5 separate regions of the Mus musculus genome follow, and regions 1, 3, 4 and 5 are each linked to region 2. A link is a loop called in an ENCODE intact Hi-C map of the cell type or tissue named here. Cell type or tissue: left cerebral cortex. All regions are shown on one strand.

Evidence for each region. Peaks named below come from ENCODE experiments on the same cell type or tissue, not always from the same donor. Only the 100,000 strongest peaks of a DNase experiment are listed, where the experiment ranks them.
Region 1: it touches region 2 in a loop (4-fold over the local background); 2 of 42 quality-filtered maps call a loop at or near these places.
Region 3: a loop joins it to region 2, with 1.9 times the contacts of the local background. A loop is called at or near these places in 9 of 42 quality-filtered maps.
Region 4: a loop joins it to region 2, with 2.5 times the contacts of the local background. A loop is called at or near these places in 9 of 42 quality-filtered maps.
Region 5: it touches region 2 in a loop (2.3-fold over the local background); 9 of 42 quality-filtered maps call a loop at or near these places.

Annotation. Positions count from the first base shown.
Region 1 is chr10:87,483,347-87,488,346 of GRCm38, reverse strand. No RefSeq gene overlaps it. Among named protein-coding and RNA genes, the nearest start is that of Ascl1, 7.8 kb to the left of the region's middle. In left cerebral cortex, no CTCF peak of the experiment used is centred here; DNase peaks (open chromatin) are centred at 1,920, 2,262 and 2,659; H3K4me3 peaks cover 1,142 bases; H3K27ac peaks cover 1,239 bases.
Region 2 is chr10:86,776,512-86,781,511 of GRCm38, reverse strand. Ttc41 (tetratricopeptide repeat domain 41) reads right to left here. Exons shown (of 16, transcript NM_001003910.2): 16 at 4,669-5,000. The coding sequence ends at 4,691. It overlaps Nt5dc3 (5'-nucleotidase domain containing 3), which reads right to left and starts at 2,507. Exons shown (of 14, transcript NM_175331.3): 1 at 2,201-2,507. The coding sequence starts at 2,402. In left cerebral cortex, a CTCF peak has its summit at 1,953; DNase peaks (open chromatin) are centred at 1,998, 2,582 and 2,838; H3K4me3 peaks cover 3,164 bases; H3K27ac peaks cover 1,825 bases.
Region 3 is chr10:86,959,889-86,964,888 of GRCm38, reverse strand. Stab2 (stabilin 2) reads left to right here. Exons shown (of 69, transcript NM_138673.3): 10 at 4,572-4,705. Among named protein-coding and RNA genes, the nearest start is that of Gm16271, 9.8 kb to the left of the region's middle. In left cerebral cortex, no CTCF peak of the experiment used is centred here; a DNase peak (open chromatin) is centred at 2,762.
Region 4 is chr10:86,970,087-86,975,086 of GRCm38, reverse strand. It overlaps Stab2 (stabilin 2), which reads left to right. Exons shown (of 69, transcript NM_138673.3): 6 at 2,155-2,250. It overlaps Gm16271 (predicted gene 16271), which reads right to left and starts at 2,946. Exons shown (of 5, transcript NR_165263.1): 1 at 2,788-2,946. In left cerebral cortex, a CTCF peak has its summit at 2,965 (motif pointing left); DNase peaks (open chromatin) are centred at 1,870, 2,188, 2,396, 2,944 and 1 more place; H3K4me3 peaks cover 194 bases; H3K27ac peaks cover 648 bases.
Region 5 is chr10:86,826,744-86,831,743 of GRCm38, reverse strand. It overlaps Nt5dc3 (5'-nucleotidase domain containing 3), which reads right to left. Exons shown (of 14, transcript NM_175331.3): 13 at 1-44. Among named protein-coding and RNA genes, the nearest start is that of Nt5dc3, 50 kb to the right of the region's middle. In left cerebral cortex, a CTCF peak has its summit at 2,024 (motif pointing right); a DNase peak (open chromatin) is centred at 173.

The DNA of each region.
Region 1 (5,000 bases), 710 kb before region 2:
AGGAACAACCTGATTCCTCAGTATCCATAGCAAGTCCGTTAAACCATACACAGGGATCTGATAACTAGCCTTATGGTAGAAATTACGAGACCAATACATATATTATGCCTGCATGATTTTTGTTTCCCACTCTAGGTATCCTGACAACTAACCAAACCTGTGTAAATCACTGTTTAGACTGAATTTGTACCAACTATCCACACGGAACAGTATCTAAGAGTTAAAGAAGAATCAAAGTTTCTTAGAAACTCCAGCTTGGATGACCCCCCAAGAAGCAGTCCTCGTGATCCAGTCTTCACCTGCCAGTTATCTACCCTTCTGTTTCTTCCTAGGATTTAACCACGAATGTGAAAATCCTTGTGTTTTTGCTTTTTGCGTGATTGCACTGTGACTTGCCGTGTATGCAGAAGTAAGTGCCATGCCCAGGAACAAGGACCTTCTCTGTCTTGTTTATTATCGACACTTTAGTGCCTGAAAACAATTGTTTAGAGAAAAGAATCCGGGTGATCTGCAGTGTTCTACTGATGTGTCTGTCGCATTCTGTTACCTTTAATCCTCAGAGTTAGTCTCTGTCTTTTTCTGCCCCATGTCTTAGCAAGCTACCTACCATAGAGTTCATCACTGGAGCTCTCTGGCTTTCCTGCTAGGTTTGCCCAGGGAGAGGCACCAGAAAAGAGTACAGAGTTAGAAAGGGAGACAGGTTGGGGGAATCCATATTCTCTTATTCACTTGCTCTGGAAGTGGAGGCTCCTTGATCCAAGGCCACAGTTTGTCAACTGTTGTTTCTGCCACAGATGCAACTTTTTAATGTTCAATAACAATCTTTCCTCTTGCAGGCTCAGAGGTTACTATCAGTGGCTTCCCATTTTTACTGGTCTCTACTGCTCAGGTGTTACCCCTCCAGGCTCACTTGCCCTCACCCATATGTATTTCTGTCTCTTTATTAACTCTTCTCATCTGCCCCTTACGGGGCAAATCCTCTTCTGCCCCTGACTGCTTCTTAACCATTGTGCCTCATGATCAAATGGACGGATAACTTTCCTGTGAGATTTTTTAGGGTTCTCAAGTAGGAGTCTTTCTAAGGTTGACACAAACTCTCTTCAACATCATCTCTGAAAATCTTACTTCATCTCTTTAGATCTGCAAGTTTGGAAAAGAAGTTAGTTACACATTTGATGGCAGTGGAGTATAATATAGCTCTAATAAGGATGAATACTAAAGAAAGGGTCTCAGAGATGCCAATGGCTGTCTTTCAACCGGCTCCTTTCAGGTTGATCTTTTTGAGCTCGGTAGAGAGTTGGTGCTAGGTAAGGTGAGCAAAAGCTGAGGCAGGTGGAGCCACCTACAGCCTCATGGTCATTTGGCTATGTGACCTAGTAAGCACTTACTTAAAGGGGGGGTGGGCAATGATGAAATGTTAGTAAATAGCCAGTATCTCTAGGACTTTATTGTCATAGATTGAGTCGTCAATATATGCAGCATTTAAAAAAAGACCACTAAGAAGTCTTTTTTCCACGTACTAAAACCAATGACCGCGTGCATTTCCCCTTCATTATGGCTTTAAAGTCTCTCTGAACGTCCCTCTACTCTTGGGCCGAGACATGACTGTTTTCAAATTTCTCGCAGAAATTCCAGGTTATGGAGGAGGCAACGGTAGGGAAGCAAATAGATTTCCTGACACCCCCCCCCCCGCCCCAATGCTCTTTCTCTGCTGCATGTGAGATTGGCTTGGCTCTAGCGCGGGTCCGAGTTATATGCGTTCTTCCTTTGTATGCAAGATTAGGTTGTTACAAAAGAGGGTGTGTAGGTTAATGGCAGGAAGCAAGTTGCAGTGTGCAGCGCTAGCCTGAGCGCGTGTCGGGCTTAATGATTTATTCAAGCCGCTGCGCATCCGGGCGTTGATTGGCTGCAGGCATGCGTCTGCTGTCAGCTGCTCGCGCTGGGGCTACCTGATCCAGAGGGCGTGGGGAAGGGAGGTAGGAGCCCAGGTAAAAGGAGATCAGACTGGGAACCCTTTCGCAAGGGGCCGTGAGGGGCGTGAGGAGGAAGAATAGGTAGAAGGTGAGGCCCACATTGAATGAATTAGGTTAAGGGAGACAGTAGAGAGAGGGAAAGGAAAAGGAGAGATTGGAGAGACGAAGAGGAGAGAGAGGAAAGGGAGAGGAAGAAATGAAGAAGGGCGCCGAAAATGAAGAGAGGTTGCAGAGCCCAGTGGGAAAAGCTCCCAGAACGTCTGGCGTGCGCCCCTCTGCAGGCGGCCAGCCTCTCACAAAGCCACTTTTGATGCGATGGCTATTGGGCTATTTTGGGGATGAGCTGGAGGAAAGCCGCCAAACCATGCTCCTTTAAGGGAGTCACATTCTACAAAGTGGGAGTAGAGGTTTGGGTCCAGAGTCTGAACTGTCCTGCACAGAAATGGATGCAGGAGACAAAACGCCAGAAGCAAAGGCACTTAGTGACCATCTCCCCAACCCCTGTCCCTGCGAAAAGACCTATGGACCTGTCCTTCTGCTGTTCCAGGACCAAACCACCTCAGCTACGTCTTTCAGGAACTGTCCTTGTCGACTCCACCTCTTCTTTCCTTCTTTCTCCATCCTCCTCTCACTTATTCTTTATCTCCCCCGCCTCCCACCATTTCCGGTCTAAAATCTCAACAGCAAAATCACACGTCTCTAAATTAGAGCGGCTTCCAGCCAATAAGCCCTTTGAAAGAAAGTGGGGTGGACGGGAAGAGGGAGCAAGAGAAGACTGCTGCAGAAAAACCTGGCACTTGAGACGCCAATGGGGAAAATCAGACCACTGTGTGCATCCACTGAGATAGAGTTGTTGAGAGGGGAGAGGCAGCAGACAGGACCGTGGCCTCAGTGTTGGGGGGCTGAGAATTCTGTCAACAACCTTTCCTATCCAGAAGACCCAGACAGAAGTAATGGTGGCCTGTCCCCTCCCCTCAGAGTCCACACAGCTAGCCCTTGTCCCCCTCTCACCCACCCCAGCTATCTTTCTTTACTAGAAAAACAGTCTGTCTCCATTGTCCAGGTGCCAGCAGGGCTTTTGGAGAAAGGGAGGCCGGCCAGCCCTCTGATCAAACTCAAAGGTTAGTTAAAAGACAAAACCAGATGAAAAGTCTTCATGAATAATCCTGGACCACCCCCACCCCCCACCCTTACCCCCACCCCCACCCCAAGCTCCCCAGCTCAGTGTAGGGCAAGCCCTTGCTCAATGCCCTAGCGCTTCGTTATGCTGCTTGCCTAAGTCAGAATTTCACAGAAAGCCCCAGAAGAAAAGCTCCCACAATTAGAGGTCGCCTGTCAGAAAACATTAACGCCTTCCTCGCCCAGCCTGTCAGACATGCTGCACGGACAAACCGCCATGGCGAATTGGCCCTCCACCCCTTGAAGTCGCCAGCCAAAGGAGCAAAGATTTGCAAGCCAAAGGAGCTGGGGTTCGCAGGAGTGTTGTTTTGGTTAGAGCCTAGGTGTGTGGGATGTTGCTGGCTTCTGCTTTCTCCTCAAGGTGCCAGGGAGAGGTCACAGTAGGGTCCTGTAAGTAGACAGCTCTTGCTCAGGGAAGCTGAGACAGCCCTGTTTGTTTTATAAAGAGAAGATTAAAATATGTATGAAAGACTATATTTTTTTCCTTTGTCTTGTTCATCCCCTCCCCCCAACCCCTTGAGACTAGGTCTCTCTGTGTAGCCCTGGCTGTCCTGGAACTCTTAATGCAGCCTAGGCTGGCCTTGAACTCACAAAGATCTGCCTGCCTCTGCCTTCCAGTGCTAGAATTAAAGGTGTGGACCATCACATTTACTGAGTGTATTTCAAGCGCCAGGCATCGTATTTTGTTTATGATTGAAGCCGTCCCATAAGACCACGTTTTAATTATAACATATGGTGTATATATTAGTATTATCTTCTAGGTGTAAAACCGTGTGTCACAGAGATGCGATATAACTTATCCCTGGTTACAGCTACAGGTGGTGACAGAGACAGACTCTAAACTCAGATTTGCCAACTCCAAATTCTATAGGCTTTCCAACATAACCCAGCTTCTTGTTTCTTTTTTTCTTTTTTTTTTTTTAATTAGGTATTTTCCTCATTTACATTTTCAATGCTATCCCAAAGGTCCCCCATACCCACCCCCCCCAATCCCCTACCCACCCACTCCCCCTTTTTGGCCCTGGCGTTCCCCTGTACTGGGGCATATAAAGTTTGCAAGCCCAATGGGCCCCTCTTTGCAGTGATGGCCGACTAGGCCATCTTTTGATACATATGCAGCTAAAGACAAGAGCTCCCGGGTACTGGTTAGTTCATATTGTTGTTCCACCTATAGGGTTGCAGTTCCCTTTAGCTCCTTGGGTAATTTCTCTAGCTCCTCCATTAGGGGCCATGTGACCCATCCAATAGCTGACTGTGATCATCCACTTCTGTGTTTGCTAGGCCCCGGCATAGTCTCACAAGAGACAGCTATAACTGGGTCCTTTCAGCGAAATCTTGCTAGTGTATGCAATGGTGTCAGCATTTGGAAGCTGATTATGGGATGGATCCCTGCATATGGCAGTCACTAGATGGTCCATCCTTTCGTCACAGCTCCAAATTTTGTCTCTGTAACTCCTTCTATGGGTGTTTTGTTCCCATTTCTAAGAAAGGGTAAAGTGTCCACACTTTGGTCTTCGTTCTTCTTGAATTTCATGCGTTTGGCAAGTTGTATCTTATATCTTGGGTATCCTAAGTTTCTGGGCTATTATCCACTTATCAGTGAGTACATATTGTGCGAGTTCCTTTGTGATTGGGTTACTTCACTCAGGATGATACCCTCCAGGTCCATCCATTTGCCTAGGAATTTTATAAATTCATTTTTAAAAATAGCTGAGTAGTATTCCATTGTGTAAATGTACCACATTTTCTGTATCCATTCCTCTGTTGAGGGGCATCTGGGTTCTTTCCAGCTTCTGGCTATTATAAACAAGGCTGCTATGAAGATAAAGGGGGCAATACACTGCACAC
Region 2 (5,000 bases):
AAATAAAAATAAAAGAGGAGGAGGAAGAAAAGAAAGAGGAGAAAGAAGAGAAGAGAAGGAGGAGGAGGAGAAGAAAAAGGAGGAGGAGAAAGAGGAAGAAGAGGAGGAAGAGGAAGAAGAGGAAGAGGAAGAAGAAACACCAAGCTATGTTATCCCCTTACTGCAACTAAGGGCCAGAGAGGAAGAAACTCAGCTTTTCATGCTCCGGACTTAGCACCCCAAACCGACACTCCCCAGGACTGATCTCTGTCTACAACCCAATACTGCTTTATTCTCAGAGGCTAACTGGGAGGGTGGGGGGACTCATTACACCATACCAAAACTCTACCACGTCAGTAATATCCCCATTTTCTGTATGGGTGAACAAACTTCAGGACCTTTCTAATTCTCACAGGCCACAAGGGGTAAACCCTGTCTAAAATATCAAGAGAGAAGAAATTTTACCTCTAGTTTCTTCTAAAGATGCAATTACCCTTCAACCTTTGGAGACTGGCTTCCTACCCCCACCCCACAGACACACTCCACAGTGTAACTCCCTAAAATATACATTTTTTTTGTATGTTAGATGAATGGTACTCTTCTTTTTATTGTTAAGTATTGTTCCATAGTAGGTACATACCAAAACACTGAGTCATTTAACCATAGCTCACTCCTCAAGAGGACATGTGTGAATTGTCCCAATCCCACAGCCAAATGGGTTTAAATATTGTATAGGGGTTTCTGTATTTCATTCTCTCCATACATGTCAGTAAAGTTTTTAACCAAAAATACAGAATAGCCTGGCATAGTGGCACACACCTTTAATCCCAGGATTCCAGGAGAGAGACATGAGATCTCTCTGAGTTCGAGGCCACCCAGGTCTACAGAGTGAGTTCCAGGACTACAGAGAAAAATCCTGTCTTAAAAAAAACAAAAAACAAAAACAAAAAAAACCAAAACAAAACAAAACAAAAGAAAAGAAAAACAAAAGACAGGAGTAGTGAGTGGTTCGTGTCTATAACTCCAGCACTTGAAAGACTGAGGCAGGAGGATTGCTTCAAGTTTAAGGTTACCTTAAAACCCTGTCTCAAAAAGACCAAAAAGAAAGAGGAAACTAAGCAAGAGAGAAGAGCTGACAGGGCCCTGACAGGACACACGTTTGCCTGGAATGGTGGTTCCCGCCCGCCTGGAAGGATAGAACACACAGGAGACTCATGACTTTAAGGCCTGGAATACACAACCCATCTCAAAACACTTGCCTGGCCAAAACCAATAAGCCACTCTTTCAAAGAAGTCTCCATTGCTTACACCTCGGAATGTGTTGTGAAGATATTCCAGGTGGGTTTTGTTTCACTTGAACAGGCATGTGGCCAAAGATGCAAATGGAAATCCTACAAAAACGTTCCCTCACCAACCCCCTTCCTCATGTAGCACCCTCCCCAAACCACCCCCTCCCCAAATCCCAGTGTCCTCTGACAGCTTCAGTGTCTGTGCTTCACTGGCCCTTTACTCCAGGTTCCAAACGTTTGACTGCAAGAAGCACAAAGCAACACACAGGACAATGGATTCCCGACCCTGAGTCAAAATCAGTTTTTGCTTAGGCCCCTTGCTCGCCCTTCCCGTCTACATAATGGACATGACCCCCTCCTCCGGAGGCTATGGGCGATTCAGAGTCGACATCAATACCTGATACTATTATAATCTGGTTCCTCTTTCCATTCCTTCTCCGATTCCCTAACCGCCCAGCCAAGCTCTTTCTCAGTTCACCTGACCACAAGTATTCCTCTTCTCCTCGCAGAGGGCGGTGGATAACCAGACCACCCTCCCCTTTCAAACAGCACATTTTATCTACTCCACCCTGCAAAAGGGAGACCGGCTCATCCTCCTGACCCAGTCGCCTGCGCTGGAGCCTGTCTAGGACAGCGCGGCAGCAAGCTGGGCTGCTACTACCATTCCCAGGGTGAATGACACCTAACGGTGTTTGGGGGAATGTCTTCCTACCGACGCCCTTGGAACTCTCGCAGCGGCCCAGAGCACTTGCGATGTACACTCCAGATTTAACAATCCCCAGGTATGAAATAGCTTCCCCGGCGGGGGAAAGCCAAAAAAGAGTTGCGAAGTTTTAGAGTCGCCTTCCCCGCGGGGGCCGCGCGACAGAGGCAGGGTGCGGGGGACCCGAGGGGTCCTCGAGTGGGCGGCGCAAGCTGGGACACGCACTCACCGTCCGTGCTCCTCTTCGCCTCGTGGTAGCGCGCCCACAGGTAGCTTTTCATGTCCACGGCAGCCGGGGCAGCCGGGGCAGAGCACAGGCGCCGAGCGCAGCCCGAGCGCGGTCGTTCTCGAGCCACGGCCCCGCCGCAACTCCGCAGCCCTGCCGCCGCCCTCGCCCCGGCCCCGCGGGCCGCCGCTGCCACCGTGGCCATGCTGCCTCTAAGCTGCCAGTGGCACGGATGGCCAGCGTCGCGAGGCTCCGGGACGCACGCCGGCAGTTCCTACGTCTGAGCAAGTGCCGGCGCGGCCCAAGAACCACCCACGGTGGGGCGGAGCCGGGGGCGAGGCTGGGGAGGTGGGCGGGTTCTAGAGGGAAGCAGGAGGCGGGGTCAAGGATTAGGCTAGGAGCTGCGGGATGGGTGGGGCCTGAGCTGGGTCAGGGGCGGGGCCTGGTTGGAAAGAGGAATGCCCCGGCTGAGTAAAGAATAGGGTCTAGAGAGAGAATGAGTTGGACCATCTCGATTGCGTCAGAGGCAGAGTCAGGGACCGAACCTGGGGAGACAGAGCCGGGGGCCTAGGCCAGTTAGAGGCTGGGTCAGGTGTGGGCCTGTGGAAATGGAGTGGGACGGAGTCTGGGTTGAGTCAAAGGCGGAGTCAAGGGCGAGGCCTTAGAGAAAGCGGGTTGGGCGTGGCCGGAGCTGCCAGGGCTCAGCGCCCGGTCGGCTGCGGTCACTTCCTGACCCGCGAGGCAGGAGGGGGCGGAGGGTGGTTGAAGTCACACGGGCTAGGATGACTCATCTCCGACCCTATCGCTGCCAGCAAGACTCTGCTCTACCTTCCTCTTGCCTTCCGTGGCGGGCCCCAATTCTGATTGCACTGATGAGTGTACGCACTATCCATCTCTGATCCCAGTCTCTGGAATGCGACCCACTCCGTGTCAAAGGCTTCTGCAGGTATCTCCTGGATCTCAGGTGCCTCTCTGAGACTGCCCTGAGGCTGAGCTTGGGCCTATCCAAGAGTTGCCCTTTAAAGAGTTGCTGGGCCGAGATTACACTCGAGGTCTAAAGTCGTCTGCAAGATCCTGCCCCTGAAGACTCCCGATAAATGTAAATTTCCTTAACAGTGCAGGCCTCTGGAAAGCCGGGTTCCCACCTCCAGAGAGGTCCTCCGGACATGATTAGCAGTCTCCTGCCCACGCTGGCAGCACGCTTGGTACCTGTTCCACTCACTTGCTTAACTGCACTTATTCCATGCCGCTCCTGCGGGACTTTCTATCACCAATTCAAGACCTACCTGAGAAACACTGGGCCCCAAGAAATTCCCAAAGTATCCCATGGTGACCACTGAGTAGGGGGGGGCGGTTATAGTGGGAATGGCTAGAATAATGAGAGGACAGACAAGGCACAGTGTGAGACAACCCCAAGCATTAGCGACTCAAGTTGTGGGCTGGAAGAGTCAGATGTTTTTGTGGAAGGTGATGACACTGGAGCTAGTCCCTGACTGATAATGAAAACCATTAATAGAAAGCTGGCTGTATATTTTATCGCATACACTCTTCCCAGCTGTCTTAAAAGGAACGTACCGCGTCTCTCCTTTAAACACAATGAAACCGAGGCACAACAGAGGTGAGATTGCTTGCCTATCGTCACAGAGCTGAGTCCCCTCTTCTGTTGGGTGGTAGGGAGGACGGTAGCTAGAAAGTAATCCTTAACTGTTACAGGTTAATGTTTTATGGATCAGTGATAAAATTGGAGGACAATAAAATGTGCAAATCGATATGCTATCAAATCCATGGGCTCTGGTCATTAAAAGCTTCCTTTATGACTTGAGGACATTTCACTTCCTATCTTTTCTTATTTTTACTAATAAAAAGTTTTGGTGATAACAATCATCAATTTTACTTAGGTGAATTTTTAAGTCAAAATATACTATAGAATTTTTTTTTAAATTACGATTGGTAAGAGTGCTTCTATATATTCTCTTAGACTATAGGACCCTGTGGAATCACGATTGTTGTACTTACCATAGAAACGTGGATCACTTGAAACCCACCCTTTGTAACTAAAACCAGATACAGCGTTATAAGAGAGTAAGAAAACTGAATCCCCAGACCTGGATAGTGACCACTCCTGCAGAGTTAAAAGAAAATATCTGATGAAAGAATCCAAAATAGGTGCTAGGGACCTGGCGTAGTCTGTTAAGAGCTTGCGAGCACGCGCCAGCACTGCTATAAAAAAATGACAGCCAGTTCCTATGGCCTCAGCACAAAGAACGGAGAGACAGGAAGCCCCCTGGTGCTCACTGACTACTAGGCGAATAGAATCCCCGAGCTCCAGGTTTCAGTGAGATCTCAAAAAATAAGGGGGAAAGCACGAGAACACTGACATCGACCTCTGACCTACACACAAACACGTGTGTGCACACTTGTACCACACACACACATACGCCTTTCAAGAGAAATGAGTAAAAACTCAAAGTACAAAACAGCCCAAAATTATTTTTATTCCTTATTGGGGTCATCTGAGGTCTTCAGCAATTTTGATTCAATCTGAGATCTTCTTGGGAAGCCTGGCTTCTGAGGAGTGAAGCAGTACTGAGGAGTGTGGAAGAGCCACTTTTCTGACACGAGTTCCGATATGGACTTCCAGGGATTGTCCACATTATGAGGTAGCTGCAGGGGTTGCCGGCAGATGGAAGTGATCAGGCCCTTTCTGCTGTCCAGCTCAGCAGAAGAAACACTCTGCCTTGAGAGTCTCACCAAGCCGTTCTTGTCAATGAGCGAGACCGTCTTAAGGGGACAGGCTGCCTTT
Region 3 (5,000 bases), 180 kb before region 2:
AGTATAACCAACAGTAGTGAATGTAAGAGACATTCTGGATCAAGGGTCAGGGCCTTCTTGTTCATTGCATCCTCATACAGTAGAAACAGGGCTAGCATGTGCTCTGAGGTCCCTTTCCAAAGTGTTAATCCCATTGGTGAGGCTCTACCTTATAACCTATGTCCCCAGTTCCTAGCATAGCACTCTAGAGATTAGGATTTCAACATAAGAATGTAAGGACAACCTATCAGTCTAGAGCACTGCTCTGTGCCATGATGTTCTCAACTGCATGCCTCCTGCCTTCTCTTCCACTTGGAACATCCTCCAACTGAATGGTACACCTGCTTCATCTGAGTTGGACACACACAGAGATCCTCTGATGCCAGTCTGGTGTCTCCTCCCCCAGGGGCAACACCACCAATCCTCCACTACAATCTTTCTCCGGAGCTCCTTATACACTTCTCTAGTCCTCATGGACCAGCTCTGTGATGAGCACCTCCAGGCTGTGTGATCTTCACTGAGCTATGTAACCTCTCATATGTAAAATAATACGTAAAATGGAGTGGCTGGAGAGATGGATCAGCAAGCACATGCTGTTCTTGCAGAGGACCCAAGTGCAGTTCCCAGCATACATGTCCAACAGCTCACAACTACTCATAACTCCAGCTCCAGGACATCTGACACCTCTGGCCTCATCAGACATTTCCCTGTACACACACACACACACACACACACACACACACACACACACACACACACACTTTAGACAGTTGAGCTAGAGAGATGGCTCAGTGGTTAAGAGCACTGACTGCTCTTCCAGAGATCCTGAGTTCAAATCCCAGCAACCATGTGGTGGCTCACAACCATCTGTAATGGGATCTGACGCCCTCTTCTGCTGTGTCTGAAGACAACTACAGTGTATTTAGATATAATAATAAATAAATCTTCAGGCCAAAGAGGTCCTGAATTCAATTCCCAGAAACCACATGATGGCTCACAACCATCTATATAGCTATAATGTACTCATATACATAAAATAAATAAATAATTAAATAAATCTTTTTTAAAAACTAGACACTTAAAAGCAATTTAATAAAGCTAAGTATAGATCGCATCCTATAGTTGTTATGTTAAAATAGATATCACAGTGACTAATGCCTGGCCTATGAGTTATCAATAAATTCTAGTTATTACAATTGCTACTGATTTCTATGTCCAACTAGAACAAAACTACATCCTATTCACCTTTCCTGTAAACATGTGTCACTGGCTGAACCAATGGGATGAATGAGAGCTTGGAGCAACACATGAATCAGTGAAGGAAAGGAAGAAATGAAGGAAGCTCGTGGTGTACGTCTCCTGGAAACCTACACTAGCTCAGCCCACACAGCATCCACAGTCACCAATGTCAACCAATAACACAAAGTGCAAATGGCTATGTGTGCTTTCAAAGCCTTAAGAGATGTTTATACTCCATAAAAACAAAATAAAACATTAAAAAAATAACAACAACCCTATGCACCAAAGAGGTTCTGAATGCGCCACAGAAAACTGAGAATATTCAAGTCAGAAAACAGTCCCCAGAACGACTTGGACTTTGGCCTGAGGTTTAAAGGAAAAATTAAAAATATTTATGTCTCCTACATTCCTCGACGCTGAGGCCGTTAAAACGGGATTCTCACTTCACATGAGACAGACCGTTGGCCTCATAAGGACTTGGCGAGAGAAGGATCTTCAGTAGCTGACAAGAGTTCCACATGGAGTCCTGGTGAGGCCTGTGTGGTTTGCACTGAGACTTTGAATCTCCACAGGGAGGACTGCATCACCTCCAAGAGCTCCAATCCTCAGTAAGCTCCCACGCCTTAATTAATCGGTGCCATACTTAACGACCAGAAAACTGCCAATAGGAAAAACAGTCAGAGGAAAACCGACCATTAATGCCTTTTAAAAGGAAGCATAGGGAGGTATTGCACAATGGTATGGATTTGGAAAGCTGAGGCAGGAGGATTGAGAATTGGAGGCTAGCCTGGACTACATAGCGAGATCCTATTTAAAACATATATCAGTTTAATGCTTCTGGGGTTTGTGGCAGGCAGCAGGTACCCAAGTCTTACATATTACTCTGTAAGGGAAAGGGATCAGGAGGGTTGGAACATGCTGCTAACAGGATTCTCTCTTCGGAGGAAATCCCTTTGAGGCTCAGTGAAGGCTAGACTGGAGAACAGAACAAAAATGGCAGAAAAAAGAAAGAAAGAGAGAAAGAGAGAAAGAAAGAAAGAAAGAAAGAAAGAAAGAAAGAAAGAAAGAAAGAAAGAAAGAGAGAAAGAGAGAGAGAGAAAAGAAAGAGAGAGAAAGAAAGAAAGGAAGAAAGAAAGGAAGGAAGGAAGGAAGAAAGAAAGAAAGAAAGAAAGAAAGAAAGAAAGAAGAGAAGAGAAGAGAAGAGAAGAGAAGAGAAGAGAAGAGAAGAGAAGAGAAGAGAAGAGAAGAGAAGAGAAGAGAAGAGAAGAGAGATCTAAAGGATCCGTGCTGTGGTCCAGGCACAGGGCTCTCAGAGGTTTATCCTATATACACAGCTGAGTGCATGAGAGTACAGTTACTCTCTGGGATACAGCCTGAAACACATCACTTCTGTGCTGTGCTGAGAACTGAACAGTACCCTGCAGCTCCCTCAGCTCTCCTCCTTGGAAGGTTCCTCCCCTTCCCCGTGTTTCATTTCTCCGTTGTCTCCGGATCCTAGTTAACATCACCTTCCTTCACACTTTCACAGTTTCAGCTGTCAACTCTGAAAACAGGGACAGGCAGCCTCCAGCACCCCCAGATTCAGAGCTGAGTGCTAAATTTCCAGCGATTTCCCAGACTTGTTGACAGCATGTTAACAAGTAGTTTGAAATTAGCCAAGATACGATGATAAAACACTGAGGTTGCCAAGTGCTGTCAATCAACACACTAGACATTTGCCAGCCGAGGCTCGCACATCTTTACCTCTGAATGACTGCATTAAATTTATATCATTTGTCTGACTTCTGGAATATAAGTATTTGACTCGATTCCTATTTATTGTGTGACTGTTGACTATGAGTGTCCTAAACACCTGGCCCTGTTCTGCATTCTGGAGTGAGCACAGAGAACAAAGACACTCAAAGCCTTTCCTCTCACTGGAGAGGGAAGTGAATATTTATCACATAACCAGACCAAGCAGGAAAACGTTACAAAGAGGGGCCACAGTACAGTGATAGTGCATGCAATGAGAGCTGACCCAGCATGGAAATGGGCTCTGAGGAGGCTTTCCTGGGGAAGAAGAAACCTCGGCTAGGAAGGGAGAGAGCAGGGGGCACTTATTTTATGTGGATGGCCTGCAGGCTGCCTTTGTAACGTGTTAGCTAATTTTTCCACTGTGGTGACAACATATTCTTACAAAGGCAGCTTAAGAAAGGGGTTTACTTGTGCACATAGTTTGAAAGCATCGCCCATCATGGTGGGGAAGCCACAGCCCAGGAGCCTGAGGCAGCTGCAGCTGCAGTCAGGAAAGAGAAAAAAAAAACGCTTGTGTGCAAGAAGTAGGGTGATGAACACGTGTTCTCGGGAAGCAGAGAGTGATGAATGCTTGTGCACAGGAAGCAAGGTGATGAACACTTGTGCACAGGAAGAGGAGAAAGTGCTGAATGCTTGTGCACAGGAAGCAGAGACTGATGAATGCTTATGTACAGGAAACAGAGAAAGTGCTGAACGCTTGTGCACAGGAAGTAGAGACTGATGAACTGAACGCTTATGTACAGGAAACAGAGAAAGTGATGAACGCTTGTGCACAGGAAGCAGAGACTGATGAACGCTTATGTACAGGAAGTACAGAAAGTGATGAACGCTTGTGCACAGGAAGCAGAGACTGATGAACGCTTATGTACAGGAAACAGAGAGTGCTGAATGCTTGTGCGCAGGAGCAGAGACTGATGAACGCTTATGTACAGGAAACAGAGAGTGTTGAATGCTTGTGCGCAGGAGCAGAGTGATGAATCCTTGTGCCCTGGAAGAAGAGAGAGAGTGAAGAGCGCTTGTTTATGGCCTGTCCCTTCTCTTTTTTGTTCAAAACATAATCCTAGTCGCATGAATGGTGCCACCCACAGTTGAAATGGGTTTCCTCTCCTCAATCAACCTAATGTAGATAATCTCACAGTCGTGCCCATAGATTCGTCTCCAAAGTGACTCTACAGCCAATCAAGTTGGCAATCATGCTTAACCATGGGTAGCTTATTCTGTCCTTGAGGCCCTTGAGTCGACATTTGTAGCAAACATGTCGTGAGTGATTCTGATGTGGATGCTTTCTGGACCACACTTTGGAAATTACTTCTACAAAGAACATGCAAAGCTGCCTAGTGTTAATAAGTGTGCACATTATATTATCTAAGCACATTCTGGAAAGGCAACCCTAAGCCAGGTTCTACACTTGACTGCTCACTGAGTCTGTGGTTCTCCCGGCCTCTCCAATCCTGTTCATTATATTGTTCTCCTCATCTGTGAAATGAAGCGTTGGGCTATGTACTCTCAACTCTTGATAGCTCCAAGGCCTTGAGAATCTGATTTCACCCTCTCTACAGATGCACTTGCCAGAAAGGTTATGTGGGTGATGGCCTGAACTGCTATGGAAACATCATGCAGAGACTCAGAGAATTAAATACTGAACCCAGAGGAATGTGGCAAGGACAGCTGACTTCCTTCATCTCAATCCTGGGTATGTACATGTCGTCCTTGAGGGCAGCCCTCTTTCAGCCCAGGGCATCTGCTAGATACAAGTAGGCAGAAAGGGACAGACAAGGCTGGTGCATTGGGACTAGTCCTAGTGGGGACAGGCCATGCTGGAGTGATGGGGAGGTGGAGACAGCTGCTTGCCAGGCAGATTTAGAAGTGGAGGACAGGTCATGACATTGCCATAGATTAACAGACTAGCGATAAGATAGACAACCACTGATGTAAAAAACTATCCCTTATTTCCTTGACATCCTGGGTTTTTCAAGGATGAATAAATG
Region 4 (5,000 bases), 190 kb before region 2:
CAGAGCTTGGCTCTTCCAAGCGCTGCAGCCATCGGTAGACGCTAACGTGCTTCGCTAAAACAGGGAAAAAAAATCCACCACCACCACAAACAAAAACCAGGATTTAAAGATGGCTGTGACAAATCAAGTGCTTCAGCTCTGTGAGTAAGCACTTGCTAGTTAGCTCCCAATTTTTCCATTGGTAAAGTGGGATTAATAATGTCTCACCTGTATCATGTCGCATTAAACCTCAAAATGCCCGAGAGAACAAGTGGCCAGTAAAGGCAAGCACAGGTCCAGTCTTGGGCAAGGAGAGGAAGGGACATACCTCAGAGGCAAAAGTGAACAAGAAAAGAAATAGCTCAATCAAGATAAATGCGCGTATTAGCTTTTGGGGGCCAATGTAACAAGGCAGCTCAAACTGGGCAACTCGTTCTGAAAGCTGAAAGTTCAGAGTCAAGAACTTTTACTCCTTTTAGAATTTTTCCATCCCTGCTGGAGCCCAGAGGAGCAGAGAGTCTGCTTTGGGACTCCTGGGATGGCACCATAGAAGTGAAATGTCCTTGAAGGATGAGGGGGACCTCACATGCCACACCAAAGGGATGTAGAGAAGCCAACGCACAGGGTGCATGGGCGCTGGACACACAGGGTGCATGAGGATACACTGTGCATGAGGACACACTGTGTGCATGAGGACACACTGTGTGCATGAAGACACAGGGTGCATGAGGACACACTGTGCACGAGTGCAGGACACACTGTGTTCGTGGGTGCTGGACTCACAGGGTGCATGAGTGTTGGACACACAGGATACATGTGTGAGGGATGAGGGCTGAGTTCAGGATGAACGTGTTCCTTCCCCCTGCAGTGGTCTTCATGAAGCCTGTGCCCACCCCACCTCTTCCTGGCCTGCTCCCATTGATGCATAGGGTGGTAACATTTATCACACTGTGCTGTGATTAGCTATTTCCTTCCATGAGCTCTTTGAGGTTGGAAACTTGACTACTACAGTATTCTGAGTTTGCTGGCTACATTACAAAGATGAATGGGAACAAACAGGAGTCATCTTATACACATAGAAAACAAATGTGCAAAAATACAAGAGTGGATGGGCTGGCAACCAGCTGGAGACAGTGCACTAGAATGCTTCAGCAACAGTGGCTTCTAGAGGAAGACTGGAAAGGACCTGAACAGGAATAGGGACAGTGAGGCAACAAATAGGATGTCCAGGACGGAGATTGCTCTGATTGCCCAGGTGGGTCCAGCATGGGTGGAGGAGGTAACCATAGAGACAGCAGCATGAGAGGAAGTTGGCACTTCACATGAAAGTGGAGAAAAGGGTCATGAATCTAGAAACACGCGATTCTTGTAGAACAGCCTTACTGCGACTTTGATTTTAATCTAATGGGACATTTTGTCCCCCAGAACCGTCAAATACATTTGGACTGTGTCTGGCTCCTCTTCAGGACCGTTTGTTACAGCGGCAACAGAAACCTCATACTCTGTGCTTTGCGGGAGTCTTGGCTTCAGTATGCTGCTGGCTAGCTTGTTAGTGAACCGTGTAACAGATGAGCCAGCAGCTGGATGCAGAAGCTTTGACCATTTATGTGAAAGGCCCTTCATTTGCCAACCCTGACCTATCACTGGGCTGAGAAGCCATCTATTTTTAGCAGAAACCAGGGCATAGTCTTTCTGAGCCCTGCTGTGTTGTTACATTTCTACTCCCTGCACTGCCTTCAACATGCAAGATCTGCTTACAGAGATATCAGCCACCCACAAGGACAGCCTCATGGGAAGCTCTCTTCTTCATACAAAGACACCAAGTCAAACGGGGTAGCAAACAGCTCAGTAGAAAAGAGAAGCCCAGTGTCCATGATGATGCCAAGCAAGCTTTAGAGCCACATCCTTACTTAATGCTCAGTTAGCCTTGGAACCATTGTCTGCCTTACACTCTGAAAATCCCAACTAGGATAAAAGAAAAAAACATAGCCAGGATTTAAGCTAGGTTCTCTGGGAGTTTCCTCTACCTCATGGAGAGACAGACAGACAGACAGACAGACAGACAGACAGACAGACCGACAGACAGACAGAAGGGCTGTCTGAGACTGTTACCCTTCCAGGATCTTTAGGAGAACCCCTATCAGATGATGACAGACCCTCATTTTCTGCCCACAGTGTGCAGTTGTGTCCATGGTGTGTGCAACAGCGGGATCAGTGGTGACGGAACTTGTGAGTGCTTGTCTGCGTACAGGGGGCCCAGGTGTGACAAGCGTAAGTGTTTCTTCACCCACTACACCAGACCAAAGAGATGCTGGGATGTGTTTTTTCTTTTCTGTTTGTTACTGGGGCTCCACTGGAGCTGATGGACTGTCAAATGTTTCGTAAGAGGGAGCCGAAAACTAGGCAAACATTGTAAGAAGAGGTAAAGAGAAGAGCAAGGGGGAGGGGGGAGGCAGTGGGTGGATGATTGGCAAGAGCCGTGCTGTAGGGAAGGCTGAGCCGAAGGCAGCATGAAGGGCGGGGTACTGAACGAAGTATTCAGGCTGGGAGGACAACAGGGGCCATGGCAGTAGACAGTCCATAAAGAAGACAAAGTATCGCCTCAGTTATAAAAACTCATTAACAAACGCAGACGACGGCAGAAACAGAGTTTCCAAAGCCAGGTGACTTACTTACCCAAGGGCACAGAAATGACAAATAGAAATGGGGGCCAAAGCATTGGGATCCATGGGAAGTTATTTACAGTCTATGACACTAGGTCTGGTTAGAAGATGAAGAGCAGGGGTGAGTGAAATCAGGGGGGCTGACCTTAAAGATGAGACCGGTGCACTCCGGGTGCACAGCCCGGCAGAAATCCCACTGAGCCCTGTGGACAGCTGCAACAGCAAAAACAAAACAAAACAAAAGAGGCACCCCACTGAGCGCTCTACCCTGCAGCCCAGTCGCTCCTGCCTGCTACGCTGTACTGCCAGCGCCCTCTACTGGCAAACCTTAATTCTGTCTAGAAAAGAGAAATTCCCTTTTGACCTCCCTGTTAAAGGCCTCTCCCAGTCCTAGCTCAGCCAATGGCAAAGCAGTTTCCACAGAGTGAATTAGAAGCTGAGATGATTTTTAAAATAATCAAAATGGTCACTCAACAGACCCTCTGGATTATAGTCTCCGATGGAATAAAAAAATATAGAACAGTTTGGATTCCACGCAGGACAGACTCGTTGTATTGGAAGCCCAAGGTGTGTATGTACTGTGGATATGGCCAGTACATATACCAGTCAGCCTCTGTCTTTTCAACACAGCCCTGCAAACCTGTGAAAAAAGTTCACACTAACCCCAGGTGGGGTGCTGTCCTCTCTGTGACCTCAGCTAGTCTCTGTCCACCTGACACCACCCATTACCACCCAGGAGACCTGTGAGCAAACCTTCTCAGTAAGACAGGGATCCAGTCCAGAGAGCTTCCCATGGAAGGAATGTCAAATTTGCTTCCAAGTGAAGCATAATTTTTGTCAAGCCATAAGATAAAGACTGGGACAAAAAAAATGCAATTCTCATGGCAGGTATACTTTTTTAATGTCAGGAGTATTTTTTAAAAATAGACCTAAGAGCAAATAATCAGAATCAGACGTGAAAAGCAGCAATAAGCACAGGGCAAGAACCCACAAGTAACTGCGATAACACACACACAGCCAGGCGGAAATCAGATGGAGGGTGCTTTTGTTTGGTATGATTTTTTGCCCATTCTATTCCTCCATTTGCAAATGGATTATGACAGTAAAGGTGTGGGTTCCTACCAGCTAAGGCGGAGGAACCTACCAACTGTAACACAGACTTACAGGGTGATGCTGTAATTTACCCTGAAAAGGGGGAGGGCTGAGAAGGGTTAGATAAGAATTTATAGACCAATAAATCCATGGCATAGCATTTGTAAGAGAAAACAAGGTGGAAATAACCTGAATGTTGAGATTGGATAAATTTTGGTAGATCCTAAACTAGTTAATGCCAACTTCTATATGAAATAAACATAAACCCCAATGGTTTGACATTATGGTTCTCTAGCCATAAAGCAGGATACTACATCAAAGCCATGAGCTATGTTTGGATTATTTAAGTTGCTGGGAGAAACATGGAGACTGGAAAGATACACCTGTCCAATGCCATAAGACCTACTAGCCTGGGTCAGTTCATAATTTCGTATGAGATCATGCTACATTTTTTTTCCGTGACACTATCTTTGCTTAGCTGCCCTTTAGTGGCTGTTGTGGTTAAAAGTAAGTTCCAGGACTGGGGAGAGGACTCAGCATCTCAGAGTACTTGCTGTGTCAGCACGGGGACCTGAGTTTGAATACCCAGAACCCAGTGTGGCTTGTGCACGTAGAAGCACTAGCCGGACGTGGTGGTGTACGCCTTTAATACCAGTACTCGGGAGGCAGAGGCAGACGGATTTCTGAGTTCGAGGCCAGCCTGGTCTACAAAGTGAGTTCCAGGACAGCCAGGGCTACACAGAGAAACTCTGTCTCAAAAAAAAAAAAAAAAAGAAGAAGAAGGAGGAGGAGGAGGAGGAGGAAGAGGAGGAGGAGGAGGAGGAGGAGGAGGAGGAGGAGGAGGAGGAGGAGAAGGAGAAGGAGAAGGAGAAGGAGAAGGAGAAGGAGAGGAAGAAGGAGAGGAAGAAGGAGAGGAAGAAGGAGAGGAAGAAGGAGAGGAAGAAGAAGAGGAAGAAGAAGAAGAAGAAGAAGAAGAAGAAGAAGAAGAAGAAGAAGAAGAAGAAGAAGAAGAAGAAGAAGAAGGAGAAGGAGAAGGAGAAGGAGAAGGAGAAGGAGAAGGAGAAGGAGAAGGAGAAGGAGAAGGAGAAGGAGAAGGAGAAGGAGATGGAGAAGGAGAAGGAGAAGGAGAAGGAGAAGGAGAAGGAGAAGGAGAAGGAGAGAAAACTCCAGCACTAGCACTGTAGGACTCAAAGACAGGAGGATAGCTGAGGCTTACCAGCTACAAGCCAAGCTCCAGGTTCAGTGAGAGACCCTATTTCAAAGGAA
Region 5 (5,000 bases), 50 kb before region 2:
TTCCACTCCTGTAAAACCAGCTGTGACTCGGCGTCTCTGTGGACCTGCAGGGACATAAGCCAACAGTTTCCAGGGCTCTGCTTTCAAACACACTCGTTAGCAGTAAGAGTTATTTAATGGGAAACTTTTCATGAAGGAATCCTTCCTCCTCCTTAAGTCTAACAGTTGGGCACTTGTGTGAAGTACCCACTTTCCCCAGTGAAAGCCTGGCTTGTTGACACACAGAGAAGATCCAGCTGTCCAGTACTGGAAACCTAAGGCGTGGGCTGCTCTTATGTCAGCCTGACACACAAACTAAAGTCATCTGAAAAGAGGGAACCTTGACTGAGAAAATGCATAAGATCCAGCTCTAAGGCATTTTCTTAATTAGTGATGGATGGGGGAGGGCCCAGGTCATGGTGGGTGGAGCCATCCCTGGGCTGGTGGTCCTGGGTTCTATAATAAAGCAGGCTGAGTAAGCCATGAGGAGCAAGTCAGGAAGCAGCTCCCCTCCGTGGCCTCTGCATCAGCTCCTGCCTCCAGGTTCCTGCTCTGCTTGAGTTCCTGTCCTGATTTCTTTGGGTAATGAACAGCGACTTGGATGCACAAGCCAAATAAACCCTCCCCTCAACTTGTTTTTTGGTCATGGTGTTTTGTTGAAGAAATAGAAACCCTAACAAGACAGCCAGCATAGGGCTGGAGTGAGGGTGCAGCAGACAGAGGCACCTGCCACCAAGGCTGTTGATCTGAGCTCTTCCCTGTTGAAAGAAAAAAACCACCTCCCGCAAGATATCCTCTGACCTCACACAAATGAGGAGGTGTGCGAACACTATCGTGCACATACACCACTCTAAGACAAGTGTAGCTTAATCAAGAAAAATAGAAAATTATGAAGACATGAAACTTATTAAATGTTATATATAAACACATTACATACACATATGAAATGTGATGTGCCCATTACATCTATTTTTTATTGGCTGTTTTCTTTATTTACATTTCAAATGTTATCCCCTTCCCCAGTCGCCCCCCCAGCCCCTATCCCATCCCCCCTGCTTCAATGAGGGTGTTCCCCCACCCACTTACCTACTCCCACCTCCCTGCCCTCGAATTACTCTACACTGGGGCATCAAGCCTTCACAGGACCAAGTGCCTCTTCTCCCATTGATGCCCGACAAGGCCATCCTCTGCTACATATGCAGCTGGAGCTATGGGCCCTCCCATGTGTACACTTTGGTCAGTGGTTTAGTCCCTGGGAGCTCTGTGGGGGTCTGGTTGGTTGATAGTGTTGTTCTTTCTAAATATACATTTCATGATACCTACTGCCTCTCCTCCCTGAATAAGATTGCAATGGTTGAGAAATGGGCAAGAAGGGGGTGGTGGGCGTGGTGGGCGTGGCAGTACACCCACAGATTCTAGCTAAGCCCATGACAGCTGGAAATGAGCACTGAATGAGCATGTTTTAAACTAATTCGAGACAGGAGAGGAACAGTCTTAGTTTCTATATCCCTTAATGTTACTTTAGCTTCAATGGAAGGGAAATATGACTTTCTGAGGAGTCAAAATGTAAGCAGATGGAAAAAAATTTGATGGACAGGACCCTACAAGCCATTATGTGGCACACAAACAACCAGAGTCAGGGACTTACAACTGCAGGGGACACATGGTGCTGCCTCAATTCACCACCTTAGGCAATCTTAGGACTCAAGAGGACAAGACTATACAACAGACCACGTGCTTCCCATCTGACAGTCAAAGATCTGCTGCCCAGCTCAATAGTCAGCCAGACAAAACCTGTCGCGGCTGAGCCCAAGACTTGGATTTCTTGCCTGGTATCTGTCACCACCCAGGACGTAGCTGACACTGACAATATCCTATCTGTGCTCTACTGCAGCACCAGGGCCCTGAGCTTGCACCACTGTGAGCTCTGAGAGGGGTTCTGTAGACATGTTTTTAGTTAGGGTTCACATTTATTTTATACGTGCATGGGTGTTTTGCCTGCAGTATGTCTGTGCCTATCACATGCATGTAGTGCCTATGGTGACCAGAAGAGGGCATCAGATACCCAGGGACTATAATTACAGATGTCATGTGGGTGCTAGGAATTAACCTGAGACCTCTGCAAGAACAGCCAGTGCTCTTAACTCCTGAACCATCTCTACAGCCCTGGTGTCCACATTTTACATTAACAAATTACCCACCACAGACTCTAGAGCTAAAATCCATAGGGTACCTCAAGGAACTTCTAGACATGCAAAATATGGGGAAGGGGAAGAGATGTGTGTGTGTGTGTGTGTGTGTGTGTGTGTGTGTGTGTGTGTGTGTGTGTGCTTGAGCATGTGTGCATGCATGTGTGCCTGTGTTCATTCAGTGCCCACTGAATTCCAGGTTTCCCTGTGCCAGATACTGAAGACACAACAGGCAAAAAGAGGGCAGCCATTGTGGGAACAGGCCACAGAAAACCCCGGGACAACCCAATCTTCAGCCTCACCTCTGGCCACCACTCCATCCTAGTCCATAAACTAGGCCCCTGGGACCTCACATAAGCAGGAAGGAGCTCGCTCACTAGAGATAGGGTGCTTATATCTCTGACATTCCTAAGCAGAAATGCTTACCTCCAAGGCATGGTCTTAGAAGGTCTGGCCTTAGGGGGGTAATTAACTCCTTGAGTGGGACTGCTCTTACCAATGAGATCCACGGCCTGATAAAGGAGACCTCAGAATTCTCCAACCTCTCTACCATACGAGGCCAGATCTTACCAACAGTGACAGCTGGCACCTCAGTCGGGGAACTGCAGGAAGCAGGTGGTACTTAAGCCACTGGTCTATGACAGACTGACAGCAGCCTGGTGTGAATGAGACAGAGCCACACCTGCAAGAGGGAAGTCTCCAGGGTGGTGACTAGCCTGCCGAAGTGCCAAAACTAATCTCTTTCTCAGAGTAGCTGCCAGAAGCCATGCAAATTCTCCTCTGCACTCCCAGCCCTCAGGTGAACCCAGCGCAGGCTCTGTAGATGGAAAGAGCCGACTGGAAGATCCAAGTTCAAGTTCCAAGTCCAAGAACCATTCTCCAGGTCAGCATTGCCAGAGATGGGGGAGACCGCGTGTCAGCTGCCTCTGCTTCTCTACCACCAGTCCTGACTCTCTTAAGTTTTTTGTTTTTCTTGTACACTTTATTTACTTGGGGAGAGGGCATGTATGTGTCAGCATGAGGAGACAAGAGGTCAGAGGCAAACTGCAGGATGGATTCTCTTTTGAGAATCCCAGTACTGAACTTAGGACACCACACTTGGCATCTTCATCCACTGAACAGGTAAGCCCTGGTCCTGAAGTTAGAGGGCGCCCAAGGACGATGGTGGGACCCAGTGGACCGTGACCACAGACGACCGAGCAAATACAGAGCAGCTTTCCCAGGGCAGGGCCACCCTGCTCTGTGCCTGTCCTGAGAGAGCTCTTCCTGGGCCTGGCTCTGACACCCTAACACCTACCCTCCAGGGCTTTCTCCATCACTGCATCGCACCAGCAATCTCCTCACCAGAACCCACGGCACCAGCATCAAATGTGCTTGTCCCCATGAGAGAAAACCTACCCTCGTGTGCCATCCCTTCTCTACAAGGGACACTGTCAAACAATCCTCAAGTATCAAGCCTATTTAAAGTACTTGGGTCTAAGTTATTAGTCACAATAGTACTTTTTGTTCAGTTGGTGTTGATGTTGGTGTTGGTTTGGTCTTGGGTTTGGGTTTCTCTGGGTAGCTTTGGTTATTCTGGAACTCATTCTGTATACCAAGCTGGCCTCGAACTCACAGAAACCCACCAGCCTCTGCCTCTGCCTCTTAAGTGCTAGGATAAAAGGCATGCACCACCACTGCCTAGAAATATTTATTATTACTTAATGGCTGTACTGAGAAACACTGAGTGCTTATGACATAGTCCAGAGCCCACACACCCTATAATATCCGCTTCCTGGCCTTTAAAGAAATTTGCCGCCCGTATGCGGTCTGAGCGGCCTCCTGCAAAGGCCCACAAGTCACCAGCTCTCCTAGCAGCAGCCACACCCATTTTAAACGTACTTCACGACCAAGGAGAGACTTCTACTCTTCTGCGTAACTCGTCAGGCTTAACTCCAAATGACTCTGCTGCTCTTCCTCAAATTAAACCCAATCTCCCAGGACATGTTTTCTTAATAATGGGATACATTCTCTGAAACTAACCACCACAGGAGCGCTCTAGATAATGGAATTTTCCAGACTGGGGCTGTGGTGCTGAGGGCCGGGCAGTGAGAAAAGACACTCATCTGACAGCCCACCCCTTGAAATGTGGTACCAATGAGGGCGTCAATGCACCAGAGCTTGAGGGGACCAGGCAGGTGAAGACCAGAGGGCCGAACACCAGAGTGAGGCCAGCATCAGGGATTTCTCTACTGGGCTCAGGGAATCTCTGGATGGACATGTGCAGGCTGTGATCTCAGGCTTGTCCCAGAGAGCCGAGAGGAGGAAATGAGCACAAGGGTCTAACCTTCAGTCAGTCAGACTTCACAGCTACATGGCTTCATACTACAGACTACTCTATAATGAAAAGTTACTTTCTCTCTCAGCCTCAGTTTTCTCTCCTATAAAACCAGGGTAGAAATATACGTGCTATTTCCCCTTTCTTACTTCCCTAACCAAGTCTTGTGTAATTCATTCCATATGTCACAGAAATATTGTCAAGGCTACCCATTCTCTTAACCAAGGCTACCTATTCTCTTAGCCATCAAGCATTTTCCATAGGCCAGAAAGGAAAATAAACAAAACCTGTTTCCAGAGCCATGTGCCACTCGGTCACTACAGCCATGACATGCAGGTCACTTGTGAGTCTGATCAGATGCACAGTCACAGAAAGGGTGCAGGTCAGGCAGAAGCCACCTTCCTTATCCTCAGGGCACGTCCCCAAACCCTTATAACCTAAAATCGTGGGCACCATCAAACCCTATATATACACTGTTTTTCTTATCTGTGCATACCTATACCAAAGATCGATTT